Regions from separate parts of the Homo sapiens genome. Here region 2 is linked to region 1. Evidence: chromatin loops called from intact Hi-C (ENCODE). Cell type or tissue: PC-3. All regions are shown on one strand. Each heading gives the region's core, and the rest is flanking DNA. Links, peaks and the distances in the headings are about the cores only.

Evidence for each region. Peaks named below come from ENCODE experiments on the same cell type or tissue, not always from the same donor. Only the 100,000 strongest peaks of a DNase experiment are listed, where the experiment ranks them.
Region 2: a loop joins it to region 1, with 9 times the contacts of the local background. A loop is called at or near these places in 10 of 110 quality-filtered maps.

Annotation. Positions count from the first base shown.
Region 1 is chr1:6,639,355-6,653,909 of GRCh38, forward strand. DNAJC11 (DnaJ heat shock protein family (Hsp40) member C11) reads right to left here. Exons shown (of 16, transcript NM_018198.4): 6 at 13,475-13,597; 7 at 12,175-12,248; 8 at 6,435-6,624; 9 at 5,687-5,772; 10 at 5,204-5,320; 11 at 548-703. Among named protein-coding and RNA genes, the nearest start is that of THAP3, 22 kb to the left of the region's middle. RefSeq lists an enhancer at 6,759-7,258. In PC-3, for the core only: a CTCF peak has its summit at 7,341 (motif pointing left); no DNase peak of the experiment used is centred there.
Region 2 is chr1:6,571,045-6,585,599 of GRCh38, forward strand. TAS1R1 (taste 1 receptor member 1) reads left to right here. Exons shown (of 6, transcript NM_138697.4): 2 at 1-171; 3 at 3,587-4,348; 4 at 5,371-5,583; 5 at 5,906-6,026; 6 at 7,609-8,711. The coding sequence ends at 8,540. ZBTB48 (zinc finger and BTB domain containing 48) reads left to right here and starts at 8,950. Exons shown (of 11, transcript NM_005341.4): 1 at 8,950-9,092; 2 at 9,497-10,255; 3 at 11,014-11,255. The coding sequence starts at 9,566. LOC107984912 (a long non-coding RNA gene) reads right to left here and starts at 8,389. Exons shown (of 3, transcript XR_002958250.1): 1 at 8,303-8,389. RefSeq lists enhancers at 8,334-9,033, 11,494-11,543 and a silencer at 9,085-9,214. In PC-3, for the core only: CTCF peaks have their summits at 9,944 and 13,282; DNase peaks (open chromatin) are centred at 8,877 and 11,007; H3K4me3 peaks cover 3,402 bases; H3K27ac peaks cover 843 bases.

The DNA.
Region 1 (14,555 bases), core at 2,655-10,654:
AGTCTTGCTCTGTCACCCAGGCTGGAGTGCAATGGCGCAATCTAGGCTCACTGCAACATCCACCTCCCAGGTTCAAGCAATTCTCCTGTCTCAGCCTCCCAGGTAGCTGGGATTACAGGCACGTGCCACCACGCCCGGCTAATTTTTCTATTTTTTTAGTAGAGACAGGGTTTCACCATGTTGGCCAGACTGGTCCTGAACGCCTCACCTCGGGTAATCCACCTGCCTCAGCCTTCCAAAGTGCTGGGAATACAGGCGTGAGCCACCACGCCCAGCCGAGGCCCAACACTTCTATAAACTCCAGTCCTTTCTGAGAGTAAGATTTACAAACGAAGAGATAACAGCAGTCCAACTACGGACAATGAGGAGAAATAGTTAACATTTACCAATCGTGACCCAGACATCAGCCTAAGTGCTTTACATGCATTACTTAATTCAGGTTTCCTCATCACCCGACGCAGGAGGCTCTGTTATCCTCTCCATTTTAAGGGTGAGGAAACTGAGGCACAGGGCTGGCTAGTGACATGCCCATGACGTGTCAACTCACTTCTCTTTCTGAGCCCTGAGGTATGGTTTGATGATCAGACGGTGCATGGCAAAGTAGACCACTAGAGGCCCCACGGTGGCATAGAACATGGCGCTGGGCAGAAGCTGGTCCGTCAAGTGAATAGGGAAGAAGTATGTCTGACTGGCCCTGTTGAGCCTGGGGAAAAATACAAAAAAAAAAAAAAAAAAGCCAAGATGAATCAGGTTTTCCAGGGAAGGGCAATGGGGTGTCAGGCACAGGAAGAGAACTTGTGCTGCGTGCAGCTGCGAGTTAAAGGAGCCTGCAGTCTGCTCCTTTCACAGTCCACCACCTTCTGGCCTCCCGTTCCAAAGTCTGGCTGATGGATCTGACACTGTGACAGAAGAAAGATCCCAGTGTCTGCTGACCTCAAGCCAAAGCAACAAGAGGAACACTTCACGGGGTCAACGTCCCCTACAGGTGCATTCAGTCATAGGCTGGAGAGGACAGGAATGGGCTCCTCCAGATGTCACTGGAGAGTCACATCTCAGTTCTTAACTGAGGTTTCCAAAGAAGTTAGTGAAGACTTCAAAAGTTAGTCAGTTAAGGAGGTTCTGCTTCCAGTGGTGGCTGAGTAAAGTAGCTCCTATTGGACCAATGTGTAAACTCTGGACCACATATAAAAAATTTGGCCAGGCGTGGTGGCTCACGCCTGTAATCCCAGTACTTTGGGAGGCTGAGGTGGGCGAATCACCTGAGGTCAGGAATTTGAGACCAGCCTGGCCAACATGGTGAAACTTCATCTCTACCAAAAATACAAAAATTAGCCGGGCGTGGTGGTACCTGTCTGTAGTCCCAGCTACTCGGGAGGCTGAGTGAGGCGGGAGAACGCTTCAACCCAGGAGGCAGATTGTACCACAGCACTCCAGCCTGGTCAACAAGAGGAAAAGGACTGAGGATGCATGGACAGAATCTCAGAAACCCGTGGAAGAGTGTTAAGTTTAATATATTGGTAATTAGAGCCCCAGTGAGGAAAAGGAAATTTACAGATGCAAGAAGTTTAGGAAACCCCAAGCATCATAAATACAACAACAGCCTTATCTATGTACATCACAAACTGCTGAAAAGCCAGAAAAAGAAAACATGCTGAGTAGCCACTGACAATACCTGATCACACTCTTCCAGAATAAAAGCTCTTCCAGAATAAAAGCAATTCCAGAATTGATAAAGAACACTCAAAACTTGGCCAGGCTCAGTGGCTCACGCCTGTAATCCTAGCATTTTGGGAGGCTGAGGCAGGAGGATCGCTTGAGGTCAGGAGTTTGAGACCAGCCTGGCCAACATGGTGAAACCCTGTCTCTACTTAAAATACAAAAATTAGCTGGGTGTGGTGGTGGGCGCCTGTAATCCCAGCTACTCAGGAGGCTGAGGTAGGAGAATTGCTTGAACCTGGGAGGTGGAGGTTGCAGTGAGCCAAATGCACTCCAGTCTGGGGTGCAAGAGCGAAACTCCGTCTCCAAAAAAAAAAAAAATATATATATATATATACACACACACACACACACACACACACAAACAGAGACAGGTTAAATGTGAATGGGTAAAAAAAATAAATAGTAAGCATAAGAAGACTAAAAAAGCTATATAGTAACAGATAAGGTAGACTTCAAGACAAAAATTTTTTTTTTTTTTTGAAGTGACAGGGTCTCACTCTGTCATCTAGGCTGAGGGGCACAATCACAGCTCACTACCACCTTGAGCTCCTGGGCTCAAGTGATCTTCCTGTCTTGGCCTCCCAAAGTGTGCGCGCCACTGTACTGAGCCTTCAAATATTATCTGAGGAGAGATGGCTGACGCCAGCTCTAATCTAGGTAAGTGATTTGGCTTTGTTTCCAAAACTGAGCTGTGATCCACTTTGATTCACTCACTGAGTTCCTCTCAAGTACCACGATGGGTTTTAGGTTCTAGAAGTGCGGGTGAGAATAAAATGGACCAAGTCCAAGAGCTTATGTCTGATGAGGAGTGCAGGAGATGGCCCTTCAGATGGAGACTGGCTCGTTGGAGATTGAACATGGCAAACATGGTGGGGGGGATCACCTGGGGCAAGGGGAAGGGCTACTATGTTATACAAGGTGAATTAGGGGACATTTGAGCAGACAGCAGATACTTACAGGGAGTGAAGGAAATGGCCACGTATTTATCTGCAGACTGAGAAATAGCAAAGGCCACCTCATAAGCAGGAGGGGGCCTGGTGTGTGCCAGGAATAGCTCCAGGGGGTCAGGATGGCTGGGGTTGGGGTAGAGAGGAGTACTACATCACGGAGGGCATTGTAGGCTCCAAAGTCTCTGAAGGGCTTTGGCCTCCGACTGGAATTGAGGGAACCTCTGAGGTTTTAGGCAGAAGACAGACGTGAACTGCCTTCAATTTTAAAAAGGACTCTCCTACGGAAAGCAGACACACAAGGAGGGAGACAGGTTCCGTGGGGAGGGTGCTGTGTAACTAAGACAAAGATGCTGGCCGCAGTGAGGTTGAGAAATGGCGAGACTGGGGATACAATTTTGGAGTACATGTTCAGGAGATGATTTTGAGATATGTATGATTTGGAGTGTGGGAGAGAAAGAGATCGAGGCTGACTCCAAGGTTTTTGGACAGAGCAAGTAGAAGGCCAGAGCTCTCATTTACTGAGATAGGAAAGGAGGCTGGGCGCTGTGGCTCACACCTGTAATCCTAACACTTTAGGAGGCCGAAGCGGGAGAACTACTTGAAGCCAGGAGTTCAAAACCAACCTGGGCAACCAAGTGAGACCCTGTCTCTATAAAAATAAAATAAAAAAAGAGAGAGAGATGGGAAAGACTTCGGGCAGAGCAGGTTCTGAAGGTTCTTCGTTTCTGGGGGCACAGGGAGGGATCGAGTTCTGTTTGGATACGTGACATCTGAGATGCTGTTAGGTATCCAAGTAGAGATTAGGAAGAGAAAGCTGGACAAATATATGAGCTGGAGATTGAGGGGGTGGTCCAAGCTGGCACTTGCAACGTGAGTCCTCAGGGCATGAGAGCCATGAGGCTGGACATGACTGCTTGGGAGTGAGTCGAGAGAGAAGGGCTGTGCCCTGCAGTGGTGCCTCCATTTAGGGGTTTGGGAGACAGCAGCCATCTGGTACGGAAAGCCAGAGCAGGGCGTGGTATCCTGGAAACTCAGGGCAGAGAGGCTGTAAGGGCAGGAGGGAACGGCCACCGCGACAGCAGGTGCAGAGACCAAATGAGATGAAGAAGAATCACCCTCTGATCTGCCACAGGAGGGAGGGTGCCCCACTGATGAGGTGAGAAAGGCTGATTCTGGAGAGGGCTGGTTTTGCTGGAGAGGCCTGACTGGAGCACGTTTAGAAAGAAAGAAGACGGATGCAAGCGAAAACAGACATTTTTTTTTTTTTTTTTGAGTGGAGTCTCGCTCTGATGCCCAGGCTGGAGTGCAGTGGCGCCATCTCGACTCACTGCAAGCTCTGCCTCCCGGGTTCACACCATTCTCCTGCCTCAGCCTCCCAAGTAGCAGAGACTACAGGCGCCCGCCACCACGCCCGGTTAATTTTTTGTATTTTTAGTAGAGACGGGGTTTCACCGTGTTAGCCAGGATGGTCTCAATCTCCTGACCTCGTGATCTGCCCGCCTTGGCCTCCCAAAGTGCTGGGATTACAGGTGTGAGCCACAGTGCCCGGCCAAAACCAGACAACTCTTTTGAGGAACTAAGGAGAGGACAGTGACTAGACTCAGGTGGAGCAAGGGTATGTGTGCCAATGGAAACCCCTGGTGAGAGGGATGAACCGATATGGCAGCTGCTACTGGAGATGCTGTGCCCGGGGGATAGCTGCCAGGCCAGTGACTCCAGGAGGACTGGGCTGCTAGGATGCATCCTGTGACATCAGGCGAGGCTGCTGGAGCTCAGACGTACACCTCACTCACTCGGTGTTGGAACTATGCACTGCTTGACATTTGCTTACTCAGCAAAGACACAAGCAACTGTATTTTTTTTTTGAGATGGAGTCTCACTCTGTCACCCGGGCTGGAGTGCAATGGAGCGATCCTGGCTCACTGCAAGCTCCGCCTCCTGGGTTCAAGCGATTCTCCTGCCTCAGCCTCCCGAGTACCTGGGACTACAGGCACCCGCCACCACCCCTGGCTAATTTTTTGTATTTTTAGTAGAGATGGGGTTTCACCATGTTAGCCAGGATGGTCTCGATCTCCTGACCTCGTGATCCACGGCACCTGGCTGAATTTTTTTTTTTATATTTTTTGAGACGGAGTCTCACTGTCCTCCAGGCTGGAGTGCAGTGGCACGATCTCCATCTCAGCTCACTGCAACCTCCGCCTTCGGGTTCAAGCAATTCTCCTGCCTCGGCCTCCCAAATAGCTGGGATTATAGGCGTGTGCCACCACGTCTGGCTAATTTTTGTATTTTCAGTAGAGATGGGGTTTCACCACGTTGGCCAGGCTGGTCTCAAACTCCTGACCTCAGGCGATCCGGCCGCCTTGGCCTCCTAAAGTGCTGGGATTACAGGCATAAGCCACTGCACCTAGCCAAGCAACTGTGTCTTTAAGAACAAAATTACAATGCAAAGGCTATTTCAGCCTTAACTTGGGTAAAGCCTGGTTGAGTGAAGGTGACAGGCATTCCTTGACCCGAAAGGCCTAAGTTCAACTTACTTGACTTTGAGAGAAACACCCTGTGGAACTCCAACGCTGACAGCTGCACCCAAAACGCTGTGCCTGGAGATCTTCCTCTCAGCTCCGTACTCCACCACCGTCCCAAAGAAGCCTGCTCTGCAGGGAGAGAACGCGGTCTGTGCCTGTGCCCCTCATTCATCACTTCAGGGGCAGCTGTCATTTGAGAAGAGGCCAGGTACCTTCCCTTCCCTCCCTCCAGCCTCCTCGACCCCCAGGGAGCAGATTCATGACAGAAGAAAGTTGGGACACCCATGGTCTAGTTCTTCCACAACACTCTCTAAGCTCCTCAAGGGCTGGGACTGTAGTGTTAAATCCCCCACAGCCTCAAAATAGGAAGCTCTCCAAAAATGTCACACACACGTAGATATTCACACGAGCAAGGTGTCTTACACCAACTGGTTCCACTGTGAAGACCCGCATGCAGTACCAGTGTGCTTCCATTTTAGCCAGGCCAGGACTTACTTGAGGGATCCTTTCACACGAGTCTGATCGTCATCTTGGAATTTGTGCTGATAGCTGATCAGTGCAAAGGAGTGAGGGATTCCCAGCTGGGGAGACAGAGGGTGCAAGGATGCGTGGCTAGGGCGTGTGACTCTGTGGGGAGATGGGTATCTGCCCTCCCACTAGCTCTGGGCATCTGCTGCACACAGGCCTTTAAGGCAGGGGTCACGGTCTGGCAGCCGCAGTGAGTGCACCATGATTTATTAGCAGCCAGTAATTAAAAAGTGGGAGACTTCACTGAAAACCCAGTTTTCTAGCTTCTCACAAGAAATAAAAAACTCTGGTGACACTGAGCCTATGCTCCTAGGTGGCAGCGGCTGGTGAGAGCCAAGGAGCAGTGGCCCGTGTGGGGCTTCTCATGTACCAGCCCTGGTGTGGCCACAGGGGCGTCCGAGGGCATGATTCTGCTATGGGGCTTCATCTGCCCGCCCCCAATTCCGTGGGTGGCTCCCACCAGACATTAAGATGTTGTTCTGCTTTAAGATGATCCAACAAAGCTGCCCCAGGCGCCTGAAGGCAACTGCATTTCATACTCGAAGGTTCCACCAGGTCACTCGAGTGTGAGCACCGAGAGCCTGCCCCTCAGGGCCCTGTATGGGCTTAGACTTAGTGGTGATCAGGACGCAGGATTTAAGGGGAGCACTGAGTGCTTGGGAGGAGGGGTCCTCCCAGAGCTCTGTCTGCAGGAGATGATGGCTGCTCGGCTCACCTGCAGGGCCACAGTGAAGTGGCTGGTTTTAGTGTCTCGGACGATGCTAGTGTTCATGGCTGACTGGATACCCCATCGCCACTGCAGGTAGCCCACGGTGTTCTTGTCTAGGTTCCGAGCTAGGACAGTGGTCAGGCCGGGTCGGATTCCACGGGATGAAAACTGCAGAGCACAGTTTGTTGTCACAAAGCTGGAGAGACACAGAGACAGAATAGGTCCTGGATAGCACCTGCTCTCAGCTGTTCTGTTACTTCCTCTCTGCCTGGCTAAGACCTCACTTACTGTCACGTCTATGCATCCCTGGGCCAGCTCCCAGTAAAAAAAAAAGCAGGAGGTCAGGCCTCTATCCACACAGAGGGGGAGGGTCCTAGCCAGAATCTTCCTAGTAACCTCCCGACTCCCCTCAGCCGCCCTAACTTTAGCTACAACCAAATAGGCACCTGACTGTCTGCATTCCTATGCCAGCAGATGCAACCCCACTCAAGTTAGAATGGATGGGGGCCGAGGAGTGCAAGTCAGAATCACCAACGGAGGGTCTCATATTAAGCAGTCCAAGACAGTGGTGCTCATACTGCACGCTGGAATCACCTGGCTCATCCACAAATCACGGCTGGTGGCTTCTTCGCCGGCATGCTGATTCCTTCAGTGTGGGCTTGGAGTGCTAAGTGTCCCAATGATTCCAATGTGCAGTAGAGTTTGAGAATCACTTACCTAGAGGACACCCCAGACCTATGGAACCAGAATTTCTGGGTGGAGGCATCAGTATATTTTTGGAGCTGCTGTGTGATTTCTGATGTACTAGTGACCACAGCTGGGTACTAGTGACAGAAACTACAGGCAAAGCGAGCACAGGAAACCGGTTCCCGAAAAGAGCCTCTGCAGTTTCTTTCCAAGGGAGTCCAGCCCCATCTTCTGGTTGAAAAGAGGTATTTCATTTTACTAACAGAAATTCACACTTCATTCAAGGTGCTGAAGGGTAAACTAACAGCTGGTTTCTTTAATAAAGAGCTCCACATCAATTGCCTAAGTTTCTTTCTCTCCTTTCTAAGCTCTGGAGGTGATGTTTATGCCATTAAAATAACAGTAGGCAGGCTCATTGGCTCACACCTGTAACCCCAGCACTTTGGGAGGCTGAGGAGGCAAATTGCTTCACCCCAGGAGTTCAAGGACAGCCTGGACAACATGACAAAACCCCCATCTCTACAAAAAAGACACAAAATTAGCCAGGTGTAGCGGCACGCCCTGTAGTCTCAGCGACTGAGGAGGAAGGAGCACTTGAGCCTGGACAGGTCTTTTTTTTTTTTTTTTTTTTTTGACGGAGTTTCGCTCGTCCAGGCTGGAGTGCAGTAGCGTGATCTTCTCAGCTCACTGCAACCTCCGCCTCCTGGATTCAAGTGATTCTCCTGCCTCAGCTTCCTGGGTAGCTGGGACTACAGGCGCCCACCACCATGTCCGGTTAATATTTTGTATTTTTAGTAGAGATGGGGTTTCACCATGTTGGCCAGACTGGTCTCGAATTCCTGCCCCCAGGTGATCCACCTGCCTCAGCCTCCCAAAGTGCTGGGATTATAGGCACGAGCCACTGTGCCCAGCCAACAGGTCGATATTTTTGATTTAAGATGGCTTATTCGGCCGTAACTCCATCGTAAATCAAGGAACATCTGCAACTTGATCCAAGGATTAGAGGACCGTGGTTAGCAGACATCCATAACTAACCTGGCCACTATATATTAAGAAACTGGGCTAGTAGGCCGGGCGCGGTGGCTCACGCCTGTAATCCCAGCACTTTGGGAAGCCGAGGTGGGTGGATCACAAGGTCAAGTGATTGAGACCATCCTGGCCAACATGGTGAAACCCCGTCTCTAGTAAAAATACAAAAATTAGCTAGGCGTGGTGGCATGTGCCTGTAGTTCCAGTTACTTGGGAGGCTGAGGCAGAATAGCTTGAACCTGGGAGGTGGAGGTTGCAGTGAGCCAAGACTGCGCCACTGCACTCCAGCCTGGTGACAGAGCAAGACTCCGTCTCAAACACAAAACAAAACAAACAAAAAAAAGAAGCTGGCATCCTTGGTCACACATCACCCCCTTGTTTATAAATCAGTTGTCCTTCCGTTTAAATCTGCTCAAGTCTAATAAGCTCTGAGTAGTAAAACTAAATTCAATTTCCAAACCTGTAAATGCTGATGATCAGTCCACCCCAAACTCTTGGTGACCACTCAATGAATAGACACTGAGGCTCAACCAGAACAAAACGGCCAAAAGATTTTGCTTAATGAAGTGTCTCCCAAGCTTGTGTGACCTTAAGAATCACCTGGGGCGCTTGAAACACCTAGATTCCCAGTCCCCTCCCTCATAAGACCCAAAGCAGCTTTTTTTCTTTTTTTTGAGACAGAGTCTCGGCTCTGTCGCCCAGGCTGGAGTGCAGTGGCACGATCTTGGCTCACTGCAACCTCTGCCTCCCGGGTTCAGGCAATTCTCCTGCCTCAGCCTCCCAAGTAGCTGGAATTACAGGTGCCCACCACCACGCCTGGCTAATTTTTGTATTTTTAGTAGAGACAGGGTTTCACCATGTTGGCCAGGCTTGTCTTGAACTCCTGACCTCAGGCGACCCGCCTGCCTTGGCCTCCCAAAGTGTTGGGATTACAGGCATGAGCCACCGCACCTGACCAGCATTTCTTTTTTCTTTTGAGAGAGGGTCTTGCTCTGTCACCTAGGCTGAAGTGCAGTGGTGTCATCATGGCTCACTGCAGCCTCGACCTCCTGGCCTCAAGCGATCCTCCCACCTCAGCATCCCAAGTAGCTGGGATTACAGGTGTGTGCTACCACACCTGGTTAATTTTTATATTTTTTGTAGAGTCAAGGTTTTGCCATGTTGCCTAGGCTGGTCTCAAACTCCTGAGCTCAAGTGATCGTCTCACCTGGCCTCCTAAAGTGCTGGGATTACAAGCATGAGCCACCACACCCTGCCCCCGAGGCGGCTTTTAACCAGCATCTGGGGTGACCAATCTAAGTAGACAGGGTCAGGACAACACTGATGTGTATACAGATGCTGTTTCCCTGCTGTTCTCTTCTAAGTATGAATCCCGGTCCCCTTTGCAGACCCAGTAGGTGAATCCAATTACGTAGAGCAGGGGACTGTGGAGCTGTGTTGTGAGCAGCACCCAGGTGATGCCCCATGGCAGCATGTCCCACATTCCTTCCATCTTTTAAAAAAAATTTTTCTCGGTGGCAGTCTTGCTCTGTCGCCTAGGCTGGGGTACAGTGGTGCAATCTCAGCTCATTGCAGCCTCAACCTCCCGGGTTCAAGCAATCCTCCCACCTTGGCCTCCCAAAGCCCTGGGATTGCAGGTGTGAGTCACATCGGCTCCTTTTCCTCTTCTTGTGTCTGGAAGCACTGCTTTTTTTTTTTTGAGACAGAGTCGCCCAGGCTGGAGTGCAGTGGCGCGATCTCGGCTCACTGCAAGCTCCGCCTCCTGGGTTCACGCCATTCTCCTGCCTCAGCCTCCCGAGTAGCTGGGACTAAAGGCGCCCGCCACCGCTCCCGGCTAATTCTTTGCATTTTTAGTAGAGACAGAGTTTCACCGTGTTAGCCAGGATGGTCTCGATCTCCTGATCTCGTGATCCACCCGCCTCGGCCTCCTAAAGTGCTGGGATTAGAGGCATGAGCCACCGTGCTCAGCCAGGAAGCACTGCTTTGGTGCCTAAGCGGCCTCCGCCTGCCCCACAGGCCACGTCCTCCTGTTTCGCAGGCTCTCTCCCAACTTCTCCTGCTCTCCCTACAACAGGCTGACCTGCAAGCCTGCCTGTGTTCTCTGCCCCATGCCCCACAGACAAACGACCAGACTAGTGGGCAGGGATTAGGTCAACCCCTGCAGAGCGTGGCAGGCACACAGATACATGTCTCATTGGAAGTGTAATAACTAACTTTTTTTTTTTTTTTGAGACAGTCTTGCTCTGCTGCTTAGGCTGGAGTACAGTGGTGTGATCTTGGATCATTGCAACCTCCGCCTCCTGGGTTCAAGAGATCCTCCCACCTCAGCCTCCCAAGTAGCTGGGACTACAGGCAAGCGCCACCATGCCTGGTTAATTTTTATATTTTTAGTAGAGGGGGTTTCGCCATGTTGGCCAGGCTGGTCTCGAACTCCTGTACATGTTTGTACATGTTTGTACAGCCTACAATACATGTTTGATAAGAAAGTTATTCATGCCACTGTGCCTGGGCACAGTGGCTCACACCTGTAATGCCAGCACTTTGGGAGGCCAAGGTGGGAGGATCACCTGAGGTCAGGAGTTAAGAGACCAGCCTGGCCAACAAGGAGAAACCCCAACTCTACAAAAATTAGTCAGGCATGGTGGTGCACACCTGTAGTCCCAGCTACTCAGGAGGGTCACCTGAGCCTGGGAGGTTGAGGGTGCAGTGAGCCAAGATTGCATCACTATTCTCCAGCCGGGGTGACAAAGTGAGACCTGTCTCAAAACAAAAAACATATACTCCAGGCTTGCTGAAGTGGCTCATGCTTCTAATCTCAGTGCTTTGGGAGGCCAAGGTGGGAGGACTGCTTGAATCCAGGAGCTTGAGACCAGCCTAGGCAACATAGAGATAACTTATCCCTAAAAAAAACTAAACAATGAGCCAGGCATGTTGGCACACGCCTGTAGTCCTAGTTTTTCGGGAGGCTGAGGGAGGAGGACTGCTTGACCCCAGGAGTTCAAGGCTGCAGTGGACTATGATCGGACTATTGCACTCTAGCCTAGGCAACAGAACAAAACCTCGTCTCTAACAAAAATAAAGTAAAATAAAATAGGCCAGGCGTGGTGGCTCACGCCTGTAATCTCACCACTTTGGGAGGCCGAGGCAGGTGGATCACCTGAGGTCAGGAGTTCGAGACCAGCCTGACCAACATGGTGAAACCCCATCTCTATTAAAAATACAAAAATAGCTGGGTGTGGTGGCACACGCCTGTAGTCCCAGCTACTCGGAAGGTTGAGACAGGAGAATAGCTTGAACCCAGGAGGCAGAGGCTGCAGTGAGCCGAGATCACACCACCGCACTCCAGGCTGGGCAAGACAGAGCAAGACCCTGTCTCCAAAATAAATAAATAAATAAAATAAACTCCATGTGCTCCATTCTAGGACTCCTTCAGCTATATCTTCCTCTGGAAGAAAGAGGTATTATTTACCCTCCACCAATTCTTTTATCTGAGCTCACACAGACATCACTGCACCCACCATATAGGAAATGAAGACACTGCTGTCGTTCTAGAAGGGACAGGGATATACAGTTCTAGGAGTGTGACATGGCAGCAGCAGAGACGACAGGAAGCAGAGGCTGGCTGGGGACTACATCTCTGGCATATGTCAATCAACCCGATGATGAGGCAGTCTGTCATTCTCTGGGACAATGGAACGATCCATAAGTCTGTAAGTGTTTCGGTCCACTGACCAACTCTCCCTGAAGGCACTCTTTCTCCGTGGCCTTGTGGCATAGGTAAGGGAGGTGCGAGACCTGGATGGTGCAGCCTGGCCAGGGCTGGGACAAGGGTCCGGCCCCCTCAATCCTGCCTCTTCCCACCTGCACACTGCCTGGGCTTCACGCCAGTGCTATACCTGCCCTTGATGTACGCAGTGACCTTGTAGGACAGACAAGATAGTGCCAACCACTGTGATAAAAAGAACACACAGTTCTAGTCTCCTAAGCCAACAAAGACCACCAAAGAGGAGCTGCTGTCTCTCATATTTACCATCTTGGTGTGAGATTACGGAACAGCTTGAGACCGAACAAAGGCCCCTGTAGGTCTCCAGCTCCAAATTCCAACTGTTTGAAAAGGAAAAAGAGAAGGCATTAATGGTGTTTTATCTCATAGCAGCAACCCAGGCTCAGGTATGTACCTCTAGGTATAATTCCTTCATTCAATTCACTGGTCTTGCCAGGGCTCTAAAAGAAGGGGGTGGAAGATTGTTAATGTCTCATCTTAACCTTTGCCAAATGGAGCTGTCTGCTGCCACAGATCCAAAGGAGACCCAGGCTTCAAAGGCACATGTTTCATTGGTGTCCCTCCAAAGAAAAAACTGCTCCCCTCTGTTCCTTGCCTCCCAGGCTGAGGTCAGGAGACCAGCTGGCTCCCCCTACCCCTCCCGGCGCAGCCCCCCGCCACCTGCAGAGCACCGACTGCGGTCCGGTGTGCCCCCCACCCCCGCATGCACTGCCGACTCCTTTTCATTTTCATCCTGCGCCAAATGTCTCCCAGGTCACTGGGGCGGTCCTCAGGAGCCTGATGTTAAAGCCCAGCCGCGGTTCCACACCCGCACAGCCTTGGAAGTCACAGCTGAGCCTGGCTGCCGTGTTTACTAGTCTGGGTGACTTTCAAGCAACTCTTCAATGTTAATTTGATGCAGCTCAATTTGCTCGGCAGAACTGGCTGTTAAATGGCCACCAATCAGTGAACCATCACGCGGAAGAGAGCACCTGCCTTCTGAATTGTGCAGGAAAAAGAGCCCACAGGCTTTTTGCTCAAAGGGAACAAACACACGGAGTTTCAGAGGCTGGATTTCTAGAAGTTGGCATCTCATAGGAAACCTTGTTTTTCTATGCCAATTTTAAACTGTGAGGAAGACTGACAGGACTTCTCAGATATGAGACCTATTTATTTATTTATTTTTGAGACGGAATTTTGCTCTTGTCCCCCAGACTGGAGTGCAACGGCGCGATCTTGACTCGCTGCAACCTCTGCCTCCTGGGTTCATGTGATTCTCGTGATTCTCCTGCCTCAGCCTCCCAAGTAGCTGGGATTACAGGCAGGTGCCACCATGCCCAGCTAAGTTTTGTATTTTTAGTAGAGACGGGGTTTCACCATGTTGGCCAGGCTCATGAGACCTATTTTTCTTTTAGGACCAGTCAACTTATGGAAGCTTGACACTTGGTACCGTTCTTACACAACAACGGGGCCCCCAGGGTGAGTTTGAGGGTGAGCTTTGAGAGTGTAAATGTTCAGAAATAAGGCTTTGCACAGACAACACAACTCAGCCAATAGACATTCTTACCTCTCCCCATCCCTTTGCCGAAGTTACTCGTCTGAGCGCAAAGTTAATGGAACCTCCTCCATTTCCATTCTGGGTTGAGAGGCTTCCAGAGAGGATGGCTGTGTCTGTCGCTGTCAAGGGTGCCTAAAAATGGTATTTGCTGGTAATGAATGAATCAAAACAACAGGAAGTGCCAATGGCAGCAGCCTAAAGAACGCACTGTGAGCCCAAGGCCAAAGGTGCAGACGATTCCTCTGTTCAGAAGCACACATGGATGCAGAACTGCCGCAACAGCTTCACTTTTCTTCCGCTTTGTTATTTGGTCTGCATGTGACCACGAGGGTAATATGCTTTGCAAAAGCTTTAATGGGCACATTTCACAACACCAGGGGAAACATGGGGCTGCATGTCCCAATGGTATCAGATAGCACAGTGACTTCACTGTGTGCCTTCCCTCTGTGGTTTGCCATCAGGGTTCCAGGGGGACTGAAGACCTTCCCATGGCTGTATTCTGTATCAACTGACTCAGGGAGCTCCAAGAGGGGGCAAATTTCCCCAAGTTAGGACTCCACGTTGTTGGCTGATGCAATGGAGAATAAATTAATGAGCTGAGGAGACAAAGACCTACTATAAACGCTCAGGAGAATGACCTGACCTCGTCACATCCAAATAGTGGGCAGAATGGTGACATTTTCGCGTGCCCAGGGCTCAGGATGAGAGCTGCTATAGCCTTGCGGCACCTAGCAGAATTTGCCTTAAAACTAAAACTGGTTGTTAGAATGATCCATGGAGGTCTGCTTTCTCTCCCAGAACCCCATGACCTTGGGCCTCTACTTCTCCCAGACCATTAACACCCTCTGCTGGAAAGGCCCAAGACCTTGGGAGCCAAGTGCCCCAGCCCACACTCCTGCTGGCTCACATGCCAGCACAGCGGTAACACACGGCTGGGAATGAAGCGCTTTCTTTTTTAAGTGGCTAATTGCATCCTTTCATAAATAAAGATGAGAAAAACCCTGGGCAGACTCTCATTCCAGCTGCTTGGTGTGCTGTGCCTCATTAACTCGAGCCCTTGCTGTACTCGGAGAGGTGGTTGTGTGCTTTA
Region 2 (14,555 bases), core at 5,778-13,777, 65 kb before region 1:
GCCAATGTGTATGCCACGCTGAGAGTGCTCTCCCTGCCAGGGCAACACCACATAGAGCTCCAAGGAGACCTTCTCCACTATTCCCCTACGGTGCTGGCAGTGATTGGGCCTGACAGCACCAACCGTGCTGCCACCACAGCCGCCCTGCTGAGCCCTTTCCTGGTGCCCATGGTAAGCTGGAGCCTCAGACCTTTGCCCATCTCCCTTCAGGCAAGTCTGGGCTGGGGCATGTGGGCAAGAGCTGCTGTCCCCCCCAAGGCTGCCTGCCCCCTGGATCTCTTGGGTGGTCACTGCTCTTTAGTCACAAGTCAGGGGTCCCTGCCCAGCGTGGTTCCTGCCCCAGCCTTCCTCTCTTTCCAGAGCTGCTTCCAGATCCCTGCCTCCACTCTCATGGGAAAACCCATTCTCCTTGGGAACTACTGCCACTCAGCTGTACCCCTGCTGCCCTCCACTTCCCTCCTCCCTCCAGAGGTTCCGTTGCCTTTGTTAGGAATGGACATCCTGGACGGGCGCTGTGGCTCATGCCTGTAATCCCTTGGGGAGGCTGGGCAGATCTCTTGAGGCCAGGAGTTCGAGACCAGCCTGGCCAGTATGGCGAAACCCCATCTCTACTAAAAATACAAAAGTTAGCTGAGAGTGGTGGTGTGTGCCTGTAATCCCAGCTACTTGGGAGGCTGAGACAGGAGAATTGCTGGAATCTGGGAGGTGGAGGTTGCAGTGAGCTGAGATTGCACCACTGCATTCCAGCCTGGGTGACAGAGTGATACCTTGTCCCCTCCATCCTCCCCCCAAAAAAGGACACCCTTTGCTTCCCACCCCATAGACTGCTCCACATCATCCCAGTCTCTCCTGCCTGCCTTTCCTTCTTCCCTCCTGGCTCAGAGGTGCTGACATGCCTCACCTTGCTGATGTCAGTCCTGTCTCTGTGCTTATTCTTGCCCTGTACCTTGGACCACAGCCCCTCCTTGGCTTATGGATCCTTCCCCATGGGTTCCTGCCTGGCCTGTGGTTGCCCTCATTCCTCTCCCTCTTCCAGGCCCTCTACCCTGAGCACTGACTCCCTGCCCCTTCCCATGGGAGTTTCCTGCTGGCCTCTCCCTGCCCTCATTGACCCTCAGCCCGATTCTGTCCCCACCACTCTTGCTTTCGCTGTGAGCTGGGGCACCTTCTAGGTATCCAAATCCTACTTTGCAGTCCTTCTTTATCTTAGGTGACTTGTGATTTTTTTTTTTTTTTTTTTTTGAGACACAGTCTCACTCTGACACTCAGGCTGGAGTGCAGTGGTGCAATGTTGTCTCACTGTCTCCCAGGCTCAAGCAATCCTCCCACCTCATACTCCTAAGTAGCTGGGTCCACAGGCATGTGCCACCATGCCTGGCTAATTTTTGTATTTTTTGTAGAGATAGAGGTCTCACTATGTTGCCTAGACTGGCCTTGAACTCCTGGGCTCAAGCAATCCACCTGCCTTGGCCTCCCAAAGTGGTGAGATTACAGGCATGAGGCACCGTGCCCTTTGTGACATTTTTGACCAGTCCTCCTATGAGAGTCTTTCCTTGGAATTTATGCCCCCCTCAGCCCCCTGCCCCCACCTGGCTTTCACTTGCAGCTCTTCTCTCCTTTTGCCCCACTTCCTCTGAAAAGGTAGGTGATTCCCCGGAGCAGGCTTCGCCCTCCTCTCCTCCCCTTTTCCAGTTCCCAGGCAGGCTGTGGGCTCGTGGTTTAACCTCCCATTCTCAGTCCCCTCCCCTCTGATCTGAGCCCCTGATGCTGGCCCAACATTGCCACATCATGGACCCAGCAAGGCCCAGATTGACCTTACCTCCCTACACAACAAAAGCCTCTTTTCTTCCTGTATTAGCCCCAATCCTCTGGTGGAGGGTAGTGAGGGAGTGGCCATCACCCTGGAGTCCTGCCCACTGCTGCTCCTCCTTGCCCTGCTCCCCACCTTTCATCCTTTCTGGCCTCCTTTTCCACTGCCACAGCCACAGCTGGAATTCACACCAGCATCACCCCTCAGCTAGATTCTCCCATCAGTGTCCTAAGGCTTCCCCCTGATTTTAGTCTTAAATTTCTTCTAACTCATTCCTCACTGAAGTCAGAGATACGCTCATGAAATGCAAGTCCCGGCCGGGCACCGGGCGCGGGGGCTCACGCCTGTAATCCCAGCACTTTGGGAGGCTAAGGTGGGCAGCTCATGAGGTCAGGAGTTGGAAACCAGCCTGGCCAACGTGGTGAAACCCTGTCTCTGCTAAAAATGCAAAAATTAGCCAGGCGTGGTGGCAGGCACCTGTAATCCCAGCTACTCAGGAGGCTGAGGCAGGAGAATTTCTTGAACCCAGGAGGCAGGGGTTGCAGTGAGCCAAGATCACGCCACCGCACTCCATCCTGGGCGACAGAGCAAGACTCTGTCTCAGAAAGAAAAGAAAAAATGCAAGTCCGAACATAGCACTTCTCTGCGGACATCCTTAGGGACTCCCTGTGGCTTACAGCAGTGGCCCCCAACCTTTTCGGCATCAGGGACTGGTTTCGTGGAAGACAATTTTTCTAAGGACGGGTGTGTGAGGGGTTGGTTTCAGGATGATTCAAGTGCATTACATTTATTTATTTATTTATTTTTATTTTTATTTTTATTTTTTGAGACGGAGTTTCGCTCTGTCGCCCAGGCTGGAGTGCAGTGGCGCGATCTCGACTCACTGCAAGCTCCGCCTCCCGGGTTCACGCCATTCTCCTGCCTCAGCCTCCCGTGTAGCTGGGACTACAGGCGCGCGCCACCATGCCCGGCTAATTTTTTTGTATTTTTAGTAGAGACGGGGTTTCACCGTGTTAGCCAGGCTGGTCGCAAACTCCTAACCTCGTGATCCACCCACCTCGGCCTCCCAATGTGCTGGGATTACAGGTGTGAGCCACTGCACCCGGCCATAATGTATTAATATAATAAAATAATTATACAACTCACCATAATGTAGAATCAGTGGGAGCCCTGAGCTTGTTTTCCTACAACTAGATGGTCCCATCTGGGGGTGATGGGAGACAGTGACAGATCATCAGACATTAGATTCTCATAAGTAGCGTGCAACCCAGATCCCTCGCATGTGCAGTTCACAGTAGGGTTCAAGCTCCTACAAGAATCTGATGCTGCTGCTGATCTGACAGGAGGGGAGCAGCTGTAAATACAGATGAAGCTTCGCTTACTCACCAGCTGCTCACCTCCTCCTGTGAGGCCCGGTTCCTAACAGGCCACTGACCTAACTTCTGCCCTGACCTACACATGCTTCTCTTCTTCCTTGCAAACTGCCTCCAGTGGAAGTCCCTGAAGGTCCCCAAACACACGGGACTATTTCACTCCTATGCAGGTTTTGTCTCCTTTGCTTGGAATGCATCCCCTCACCCCTTGTCCCCAGGCAGATTCCCACCCCTCCCCCAGAACCTGCCCCAGTGGAGCCTTCGCAGGTGATTTGTCAGTTTCACAGGCTGAGGGGTGCTCTCCTGGTCTCCCCGGCTCCCTGTATCCCCACACCCAGCACAGGGCCAGGCACTGGGGGGGCCTTCAGTGGAGACTGAAATGGCTGAACGGGACCTCCCATAGATTAGCTATGCGGCCAGCAGCGAGACGCTCAGCGTGAAGCGGCAGTATCCCTCTTTCCTGCGCACCATCCCCAATGACAAGTACCAGGTGGAGACCATGGTGCTGCTGCTGCAGAAGTTCGGGTGGACCTGGATCTCTCTGGTTGGCAGCAGTGACGACTATGGGCAGCTAGGGGTGCAGGCACTGGAGAACCAGGCCACTGGTCAGGGGATCTGCATTGCTTTCAAGGACATCATGCCCTTCTCTGCCCAGGTGGGCGATGAGAGGATGCAGTGCCTCATGCGCCACCTGGCCCAGGCCGGGGCCACCGTCGTGGTTGTTTTTTCCAGCCGGCAGTTGGCCAGGGTGTTTTTCGAGTCCGTGGTGCTGACCAACCTGACTGGCAAGGTGTGGGTCGCCTCAGAAGCCTGGGCCCTCTCCAGGCACATCACTGGGGTGCCCGGGATCCAGCGCATTGGGATGGTGCTGGGCGTGGCCATCCAGAAGAGGGCTGTCCCTGGCCTGAAGGCGTTTGAAGAAGCCTATGCCCGGGCAGACAAGAAGGCCCCTAGGCCTTGCCACAAGGGCTCCTGGTGCAGCAGCAATCAGCTCTGCAGAGAATGCCAAGCTTTCATGGCACACACGATGCCCAAGCTCAAAGCCTTCTCCATGAGTTCTGCCTACAACGCATACCGGGCTGTGTATGCGGTGGCCCATGGCCTCCACCAGCTCCTGGGCTGTGCCTCTGGAGCTTGTTCCAGGGGCCGAGTCTACCCCTGGCAGGTAAGAGAGCCCACCCCAGCACCTCCTGTCAGGGAGAACAGCCAATCCTGAGATGAGCAGAGTGGGCACTCTCCGGTCACTCTAAATGCCAAGGGGGATAAATGCCACTAACTTGAGGTTTTTTGTTTTGTTTTGTTTTGTTTTTTGAGACAGTCTGGCTCTGTCACCCAGGCTGCAGTGTAGTGATGCGATCTCGGCTCTCTGCAACTTCCACCTCCTGGGTTCAAGTGATTCTCTTGCCTCGGCCTCCTGAGTAGCTGGGATTACAGGCACCCACCACCATGCCTGGATAATTTTTCTTTTCTTTTTTTTTTTTTTGAGATAGAGTCTCGCTCTGTTGCCCAGGCTGGAATGCAGTGGTGCGATCTTGGCTCACTGTGAGCTCCGCCTCCCAGGTTCACTCCATTCCCCTGCCTCAGCCTCCCAAGTAGGTGGGACTACGGGCGCCCGCCACCACGCCCAGCTAATTTTTTTTGTATTTTGAGTAGAGACGGGGTTTCACCATGTTAGCCAGGATGGTCTCAATCTCCTGACCTTGTCATCCGCCCACCTCGTCCTCCCAAAGTGCTGGGATTACAGGCGTGAGCCACCGCACCCGGCCTAATTTTTGTATTTTTAGTAGAGATGGGGTTTCACCATGTTGGCCAGGCTGGTCTCGAACTCCTGGCATCAAGTGATCCTCCTGCTTCGGCCTCCCAAAGTGCTGGGATTACAGGCATTAGCTCTCTTCTCTTAGACAGATCTTTCTCTCTGATCCTTGCCTTCTCTCACCCACTGTGTCTTGGAAGTGTCAAGTGATAAGATCCAGGGCTAAAACTGTCTGTAAAGGAGTGTTTGTTAGAGGCCTCCTCTCAGGAGGTTGGTGGGGAAGATTGAGGGGCTTCCTAAGAAGGAAGGGACGAGACCTTCCTGATGGGCTGAAACCACCAGGACGGAAACCCAGGAAGGCCCCAGGCCCTTGCTTCTGGGACCATGTGGGTCTGTGCTGTCTGTGGTGGCTTCATGATACGCGTTTCTTTCAGCTTTTGGAGCAGATCCACAAGGTGCATTTCCTTCTACACAAGGACACTGTGGCGTTTAATGACAACAGAGATCCCCTCAGTAGCTATAACATAATTGCCTGGGACTGGAATGGACCCAAGTGGACCTTCACGGTCCTCGGTTCCTCCACATGGTCTCCAGTTCAGCTAAACATAAATGAGACCAAAATCCAGTGGCACGGAAAGGACAACCAGGTAATGGGGATGTGGCTACTCACCATGTAACTGGCTTATGGGCAACCTAGAGCCTGGGGGTGATGCTGACACAGTGTACAGGGAGCAGGAGGGGGGCCCCAGGGGTCCAGCTGCCACCACTCTACCCATCCTGGCCAGGGAAGCAGGGAAGACACTCCGTAGGCGAGTGTGCAGATGCCCTGGGGCGGAAGTTCACACGACCAGGGGCCCTGCCCTGGGAGTGAGCCCTGAGGGCAGATGCACAGAGATTCTGTTTTCTGTTCCACATGTGAGCTGTCCTTTGACTTGGGCCCCTACGTGTGGCCCCTCTGGCTTCTTACAGGTGCCTAAGTCTGTGTGTTCCAGCGACTGTCTTGAAGGGCACCAGCGAGTGGTTACGGGTTTCCATCACTGCTGCTTTGAGTGTGTGCCCTGTGGGGCTGGGACCTTCCTCAACAAGAGTGGTGAGTGGGCAATGGAGCAGGCGAGCTACCCAGCACTCCCGGGGGCTGCACGGTGGAGGGAGGGCCTCCCTTGGGCCCCATGTGCCCTGCCCCAGAACCAAGGCCCAGTCACTGGGCTGCCAGTTAGCTTCAGGTTGGAGGACACCTGCTACCAGACAGAATTCTGATCAAGAGAATCAGCCACTGGGTGCGGTGGCTCATGCCTGTAATCCCAGCACTTTGGGAGGCTGAGGCGGGTGGATCACTTGAGGTCGGGAGTTCGAGACCAGCCTGGCCAACATGGTGAAACCCCATCTCTACCAAAAATATAAAAAATTAGCTGGGTGTGGTGGCGCGTGCCTGTAATCCCAGCTACTCGGGAGGCTGAGGCAGGAGAATCACTTGAACCCAGGAGGCGGAGGTTGCAGTGAGCCAAGATGCATTCCAGCCTGGACCACAAAGCGAGAATTCGTCCCCCCAAAAAAAGAAAGGAGGCCGGGCGCGGTGGCTCACACCTGTAATCCCAGCACTTTGGGAGGCCGAGGTGGGTGGATCACCTGAGGTCAGGAGTTCGAGACCAGCCTGACCAACATGGTGAAACCCCATCTCTACTAAAAATACAAAAAAAGTTAGCCGGGCGTTGTGGCGTGTGCCTGTAATTCCAGCTACTCGGGAGGCTGAGGCAGGAGAATTGCTTGAACCCGGGAGGCGGAGGTTGCAGTGAGCCAAGATTGCACCATTGCACTCCAGCCTGGGCGACAAGAGAAAAACTCTGTCTCAAAAAAAAAGAAAGAAAGAAAGAATTAGCCAACTGAAAGCCTTAGACTGAGGTGTGTCCTCTGTTAGAGAGCTGTCATCACAACTCCTACAAAAGCAGTCGTATCCTGAATTCAACCTCTTTCTCTAAATGAATATAGCTATTGTTCCCTTTGTGCCCTCTTGTCCTACTGTCCCTTCTGTTGCCCATGCCAAAGACAGCTAGCTCCTTGAACAGCTTGGCCTGAATACAGATACTAGCGTGTCTGCAGCAGAGAAAAAAACAGCATTCCCCATCCAGAAATGCAAGGTCAAGAACAGAGAGCAAATTAGGTAGCTAAGGACTCAGGTCCTTAGTTGGTGTCCAGGGGCCACATTCTTTCCTTTCACCATCTCTGTAGGGACAGGAATACTTCCCTTCTGTCCTCAGAGGGTCAGGACTCAGAGAAACCACAGAGCAGCAGCTCAGGAAAGTGGTTCATGGAAATGCTGGCAAGAGAGAGGGGTTACAATGCCCTCCCTTGGGAGCAGGCTGCTCCCATCAGATCGTAACCTCTCTGGTATGTGGGCAGAGCTACCAGGTTAAGGTCCTCCCTAGGGTTTGCAAAACCCTCATGGGATCATGAGCCATACAGAACCGACCTGTGTGTCTCCAGAGTCTGTAATTAACACAGGCATTTTGAGGAAATGCGTGGCCTCAGGCCCCACTCCCGGCTACCCCCATCCCACTATGCCTAGTATAGTCTAGCTGCCCTGGTACAATTCTCCCAGTATCTTGCAGGCCCCTATTTCCTATTCCTACTCTGCTCATCTGGCTCTCAGGAACCTTCTTGGCCTTCCCTTTCAGACCTCTACAGATGCCAGCCTTGTGGGAAAGAAGAGTGGGCACCTGAGGGAAGCCAGACCTGCTTCCCGCGCACTGTGGTGTTTTTGGCTTTGCGTGAGCACACCTCTTGGGTGCTGCTGGCAGCTAACACGCTGCTGCTGCTGCTGCTGCTTGGGACTGCTGGCCTGTTTGCCTGGCACCTAGACACCCCTGTGGTGAGGTCAGCAGGGGGCCGCCTGTGCTTTCTTATGCTGGGCTCCCTGGCAGCAGGTAGTGGCAGCCTCTATGGCTTCTTTGGGGAACCCACAAGGCCTGCGTGCTTGCTACGCCAGGCCCTCTTTGCCCTTGGTTTCACCATCTTCCTGTCCTGCCTGACAGTTCGCTCATTCCAACTAATCATCATCTTCAAGTTTTCCACCAAGGTACCTACATTCTACCACGCCTGGGTCCAAAACCACGGTGCTGGCCTGTTTGTGATGATCAGCTCAGCGGCCCAGCTGCTTATCTGTCTAACTTGGCTGGTGGTGTGGACCCCACTGCCTGCTAGGGAATACCAGCGCTTCCCCCATCTGGTGATGCTTGAGTGCACAGAGACCAACTCCCTGGGCTTCATACTGGCCTTCCTCTACAATGGCCTCCTCTCCATCAGTGCCTTTGCCTGCAGCTACCTGGGTAAGGACTTGCCAGAGAACTACAACGAGGCCAAATGTGTCACCTTCAGCCTGCTCTTCAACTTCGTGTCCTGGATCGCCTTCTTCACCACGGCCAGCGTCTACGACGGCAAGTACCTGCCTGCGGCCAACATGATGGCTGGGCTGAGCAGCCTGAGCAGCGGCTTCGGTGGGTATTTTCTGCCTAAGTGCTACGTGATCCTCTGCCGCCCAGACCTCAACAGCACAGAGCACTTCCAGGCCTCCATTCAGGACTACACGAGGCGCTGCGGCTCCACCTGACCAGTGGGTCAGCAGGCACGGCTGGCAGCCTTCTCTGCCCTGAGGGTCGAAGGTCGAGCAGGCCGGGGGTGTCCGGGAGGTCTTTGGGCATCGCGGTCTGGGGTTGGGACGTGTAAGCGCCTGGGAGAGCCTAGACCAGGCTCCGGGCTGCCAATAAAGAAGTGAAATGCGTATCTGGTCTCCTGTCGTGGGAGAGTGTGAGGTGTAACGGATTCAAGTCTGAACCCAGAGCCTGGAAAAGGCTGACCGCCCAGATTGACGTTGCTAGGCAACTCCGGAGGCGGGCCCAGCGCCAAAAGAACAGGGCGAGGCGTCGTCCCCGCATCCCATTGGCCGTTCTCTGCGGGGCCCCGCCCTCGGGGGCCGGAGCTAGAAGCTCTACGCTTCCGAGGCGCACCTCCTGGCCTGCACGCTTTGACGTCACGTCCGGCGCGGAGACGGTGGAGTCTCCGCACTGTCGGCGGGGTACGCATAGCCGGGCACTAGGTTCGTGGGCTGTGGAGGCGACGGAGCAGGGGGCCAGTGGGGCCAGCTCAGGGAGGACCTGCCTGGGTGAGGAGGGCGCGGGGTGAGGGAGGGAGGGGCTGCGGGCCGCCGTGGCTGCCTTCCGCTCGGCCGCTCGGGACCTGTGGGCGCGGCGTGGGCTTCGCTCACCTGTCCCCGGCTGCCGCCCTCCGCCGTCCGGGATCCTCTCACTGTGCCGGGCCAGTCCGTTCGCTCTCATCCCATGTCTCCTTTCCCCAAACTTGGATTTTTCTCACCAGGCCCTTCTTCACGACCCTGGCCCCCCATCCAGCATCCCCCCTGGCCAATCCAATATGGCCCCCGGCCCCCGGGAGGCTGTCAGTGTGTTCCAGCCCTCCGCGTGCACCCCTCACCCTGACCCAAGCCCTCGTGCTGATAAATATGATTATTTGAGTAGAGGCCAACTTCCCGTTTCTCTCTCTTGACTCCAGGAGCTTTCTCTTGCATACCCTCGCTTAGGCTGGCCGGGGTGTCACTTCTGCCTCCCTGCCCTCCAGACCATGGACGGCTCCTTCGTCCAGCACAGTGTGAGGGTTCTGCAGGAGCTCAACAAGCAGCGGGAGAAGGGCCAGTACTGCGACGCCACTCTGGACGTGGGGGGCCTGGTGTTTAAGGCACACTGGAGTGTCCTTGCCTGCTGCAGTCACTTTTTCCAGAGCCTCTACGGGGATGGCTCAGGGGGCAGTGTCGTCCTCCCTGCTGGCTTCGCTGAGATCTTTGGCCTCTTGTTGGACTTTTTCTACACTGGTCACCTCGCTCTCACCTCAGGGAACCGGGATCAGGTGCTCCTGGCAGCCAGGGAGTTGCGAGTGCCAGAGGCCGTAGAGCTGTGCCAGAGCTTCAAGCCCAAAACTTCAGTGGGACAGGCAGCAGGTGGCCAGAGTGGGCTGGGGCCCCCTGCCTCCCAGAATGTGAACAGCCACGTCAAGGAGCCGGCAGGCTTGGAAGAAGAGGAAGTTTCGAGGACTCTGGGTCTAGTCCCCAGGGATCAGGAGCCCAGAGGCAGTCATAGTCCTCAGAGGCCCCAGCTCCATTCCCCAGCTCAGAGTGAGGGCCCCTCCTCCCTCTGTGGGAAACTGAAGCAGGCCTTGAAGCCTTGTCCCCTTGAGGACAAGAAACCCGAGGACTGCAAAGTGCCCCCAAGGCCCTTAGAGGCTGAAGGTGCCCAGCTGCAGGGCGGCAGTAATGAGGTACTGTGCCCAGGGTGTTGGGACTGGGGAGACAAATAGAGGGAATAGACACTTTTTTGGTATAATAGGGACCCTGGGCTGGGTGTGATGGCTCACTCACGCCTGTAATCCTAGCACTTTGGGAGGCCAAGGGGGGTGGATCACTTTAGCTTGGGAGTTCGAGACCAGCCTGGGCAACATGGCGAGGCCTCATTTGTACAAAGACTATACAAAAATTAGCCGGGTGTGGTGGCACACACCTGTAGTCCTAGCTACTCAGGAGGGTGAGGTGGGAGGATCACTTGAGCCCAGGAAGTGGAGGTTGCAGTGAGCTGAGATGGTGCCACTACCCTCCAGCCTAGGCGACAGAGCAAGATCCTGTCTCAAAAAAAAAAAAAAAATATGTGGACCTTAAGACAATCTCTGTTAATGTGGGTTTGGAACAGGCTTTCTCCAAAGGAAGCTGGTGACCTCAGGCTGACCTTTCTGCAAGCCCCAGCTGTTCACGGTTGCCACCTTCCTGAGAGGAGTGGGCAGCATCAGGGTTACAGGTGTTTCCCCAGGGCAGTGTTTCCAGCTGAGCTTCCAGTTCCCCACAAACACAGCCACTTTCCTCTGAATCCAAGATTCAGATGCTCTGCCTTGGGCCCCTGAAGGAACTTGTCTGATGAAGGGACTTGTCAGGGTTGGGGCTTGGGATGGAACTGGAGCTGGGTCCCTACAACTCCTGCTGATTCATTTGGTGACGCCACCCCCTCCTGCTGCCTATTGTGCTCTAGTGGGAAGTGGTGGTTCAAGTGGAGGATGATGGGGATGGCGATTACATGTCTGAGCCTGAGGCTGTGCTGACCAGGAGGAAGTCAAATGTAATCCGAAAGCCCTGTGCAGCTGAGCCAGCCCTGAGCGCGGGCTCCCTAGCAGCTGAGCCTGCTGAGAACAGAAAAGGTACAGCGGTGCCGGTCGAATGCCCCACATGTCATAAAAAGTTCCTCAGCAAATATTATCTAAAAGTCCACAACAGGTAAACGTTCTGTTTTTCTATTTTCTTTTCCTGTCTGCCATTCCCACGTTGGGGGAGGGGTCCTGCACTTCCCACTTCTGGGTGAGGTAGGGGCTGGGGGATCCATCTCAGACCCACATAGTGTCTGGCCTTGGTACACCTCTGATAATCAGGAAGTGAGAGCCTGCTTTGGGTTGGATTCTTCTTCCTTGCTGTCCTGTGAGTACTCTGGTTGGAGATGGGTTTGTGTACATCTTGTCAACAGGTTCCACCCACTGTGGACCTTGACCTCCAGCTGGTCTCTGCTAACAGAATGAGAAACCTGTGGCCCCTGTGCTAGAGCTGGGGCCCAACCTTAGGTGTTTCTGAAGCCTGGCAGTGTGGGCTTGAAGCCTGGCAGTGTGGGCTTTGGGCCACAGTGCCAAGCCTTGGTTCAGTGCTACCTGCGTTTCCAGGGAAGTGTTCACTCTGGGGTGTCAGTGGGGCATTCAAGTCTATTTGTCTAAACCTTCAGCGTCCAATAAAGTAACCAGGAACTCCAGGAGCTATTACAATTTTTATTTTTACATTTAATGGAGACAAGGTTTTGCTCTGTTGCCCAGGCTGGTCTCAAACTCCTGGGCTCAATCGATCCACCCACCCTGGCCTCCCAAAGTGCTGGAATTATAGGTGTGAGCCACCATGCCCAGCCCCCAGGGGCTATTTTATGTTTTTTGTTTGTTTTTGTTTTTGAGTTGGAGTCTTGCTCTGTCACCAGGCTAGAGTGCAGTAGCGTGATCTCAGCTCAGTGCAACCTCTGCCTCCTGGGTTCAAGTGATTCCTCTGCTTCAGCCTCCCAAATAGCTGGGATTACAGGCACATGCCACCACACCCGGCTAATTTTTTGTATTTTAGTAGAGACGGGGTTTCACCATGATGGCCATGATGGTCTCAATCTCCTGACCTTGTGATCCACCCGCCTTGGCCTCCCAAAGTGCTGGGATTACAGGTGTGAGCCACCATGCTCAGCCTATGTTGTTTTTCATTTTATTTTATTTTTTTGAGACGGAGTCTCACTCTGTTGCCAGGCTGGAGTGCAGTGGCATGAGATCGGCTCACTGCAACCTCCGCCTCCTGGGTTCAAGCGATTCTCCTGTCTCAGCCTCCCGAGTAGCTGGGATTACAGGTGCCTGCCACCACGCCTGGCTAATATTTGTATTTTTAGTAGAGATGGGGCTTCACTATCTTGGCCAGGCTGGTCTTGAACTCCTGACCTTGTGATCCACCTGCCTCGGCCTCCCAAAGTGCTGGGACTACAGGCATGAGCCACTGCGCCCAGCCTGTTATTTTTTTTTTTTTTTTTGAGACAGTCTCACTGTGTCGCCCAGGTTGGAGTGCAGTGGCATGATCTTGGCTCACTGCAACTTCTGTCTCCCAGGTTTAAGCGATTCTCCTGCCTCAGCCTCCTCAGTAGCTGGGACTACAGGTGCGCACCACTACGCCCAGCTAATTGTTTTACTTTTTTTTTTTTTTTTTTTTGAGATGGAGTCTCCCCTCTGTCGCCCAGGCTGGAGTGTGGTGGCTCCGTCTAAGCTCACTACAACCTCTGCCTCCCAGGTTCAAGCGATTCTCCTGCCTCAGCCTCCTGAGTAGCTGGGATTACAGGCACGCGCCACCACACCTGGCTAATTTTTTTGTGTGTGTTTAGTAGAGACAGGGTTTCAGCATGTTGGTCAGGCTGGTTTCGAACTCCTGACCTTGTGATCCACCTGCCTCAGCCTCCCAAAGTGCTGGGATTACAGGCGTGAGCCACCGTGCCCAGCCATTTTTTTACTTTTTAGTAGTGATGGGTTTCACCATATTGGCCAGGCTGATCTCAAACTCCTGACCTTGCGATCCACCTGCCTTAGCTTCCCAAAGTGCTGGGATTACAGGCGAGAGCCACCGTGCCCAGCCCCCAGGGACTATTTTAACTTAAAATTTAAAATTAAATAAAAATTCAGTTCCTCAGATACGTTAGCCAAATCTGAAGTGGTGAGGAACCACGTGTCTCCTGGTGGCTGAATCGGGCAGTGCTGACATAGCACATTTCCATCATCGTGGAGAATCCCCTTGGGCGGCACTGCTTTGGAGTCCCTGCAAGGCCTGTGGGGATGGCGGCCCAGTGGCATGCCTTCCAGTCCTGCCACTCCCAGCCAAGACATCACTAGTCTATCATGGTGTGTTTTCTTGCCATGCCAGGTTGGGCGGCACACTAGTAATCACCTAGAATGGGAGCCAGGGGGAAACCCGTTCGCTGTCCCTGTGCACCGTGTTCAGGGCAGCTGCTGCCAGTGGAATGCTGGGATAACCCCAGTGTCGGGGGTCCTGGGGCAGCCTGTGTACTGCTGGATGCTTGCTTTCAAGTACTCTGCTGGGGTAAGACTCTGGGGCAGTTTCCATCCCTTCCTTGGGCTTCAGCTTGCTGGACTGGCCCTGAGAACTGGGAGGGGATGGCTTCATGAAGTCATTTTGATGGGGGATGAAGATAGTTGCTGTAGAGGAAGAGGATGAGAGAGCTGCTTGGCCTCTGGAAGGTGGGAGGAGCTGTCGCAGGCTGCACAGGGGCTCTGAGGTCGAGTTCGTTTAGTTCATTGATTAAGCAGTCTACCAGGTGGCCAGCAAGGCTTTGTGGGTGCTTGGGATGCATTTAAGGGAACTAAACAAAGGTGCTTGTGCAGCCGACCTGCTTGCCAGGCAATGCAGATAACAGATAAGTCCATCTGCCTGCAGTAGACGGTGAGGAAGTGCTGCCGAAGAAGAAAAAGCAGAGGCGGGCCAAGGGGTTGGGGAGTTGTGAGTGGGGTTCGATTGCGATTTTAAGTAGCCAGGGTCTCTAGAGTCTTACTGAGAAGGTGAGATTTAAGCAAAGACTCAAAGGAGGTGAGGAAGTTGACCAAGTGGGTGACTGGGGAGCATCTGGGCAGAGAGAAGAGCCAGGGCGCTGGGGTAGGAGGATCCTGGGGGCGTGACAGGCAGCAAGGAGGCACATGCCTGATCCAGGTGGCCAGACGACACCCTGGGAGAGAAGCAGGCAAGGGGAGGGCTGCCTGCGCCTTGATAGGCCTCCCGGGCCCTTTCTCTGAATGGGGAAGCACTGGGGATACGTGAGCCAAGAGGTACTGAGGTCTGACTTAAAGGTCCTTCTGGCTCCTGAACTGAAACCTGTGGGGGAGGCAGTCACGGAGCGGGGAGACCAGATGGGCAGCTCCCCTGGCTACCTGGGAGAAGCTGTTGCCAGCCTTGGTGGGCCAGTGGAGTCAGGTGAGGATCTGGCCATGGGTTTGAAGCTCTGGGAAGACT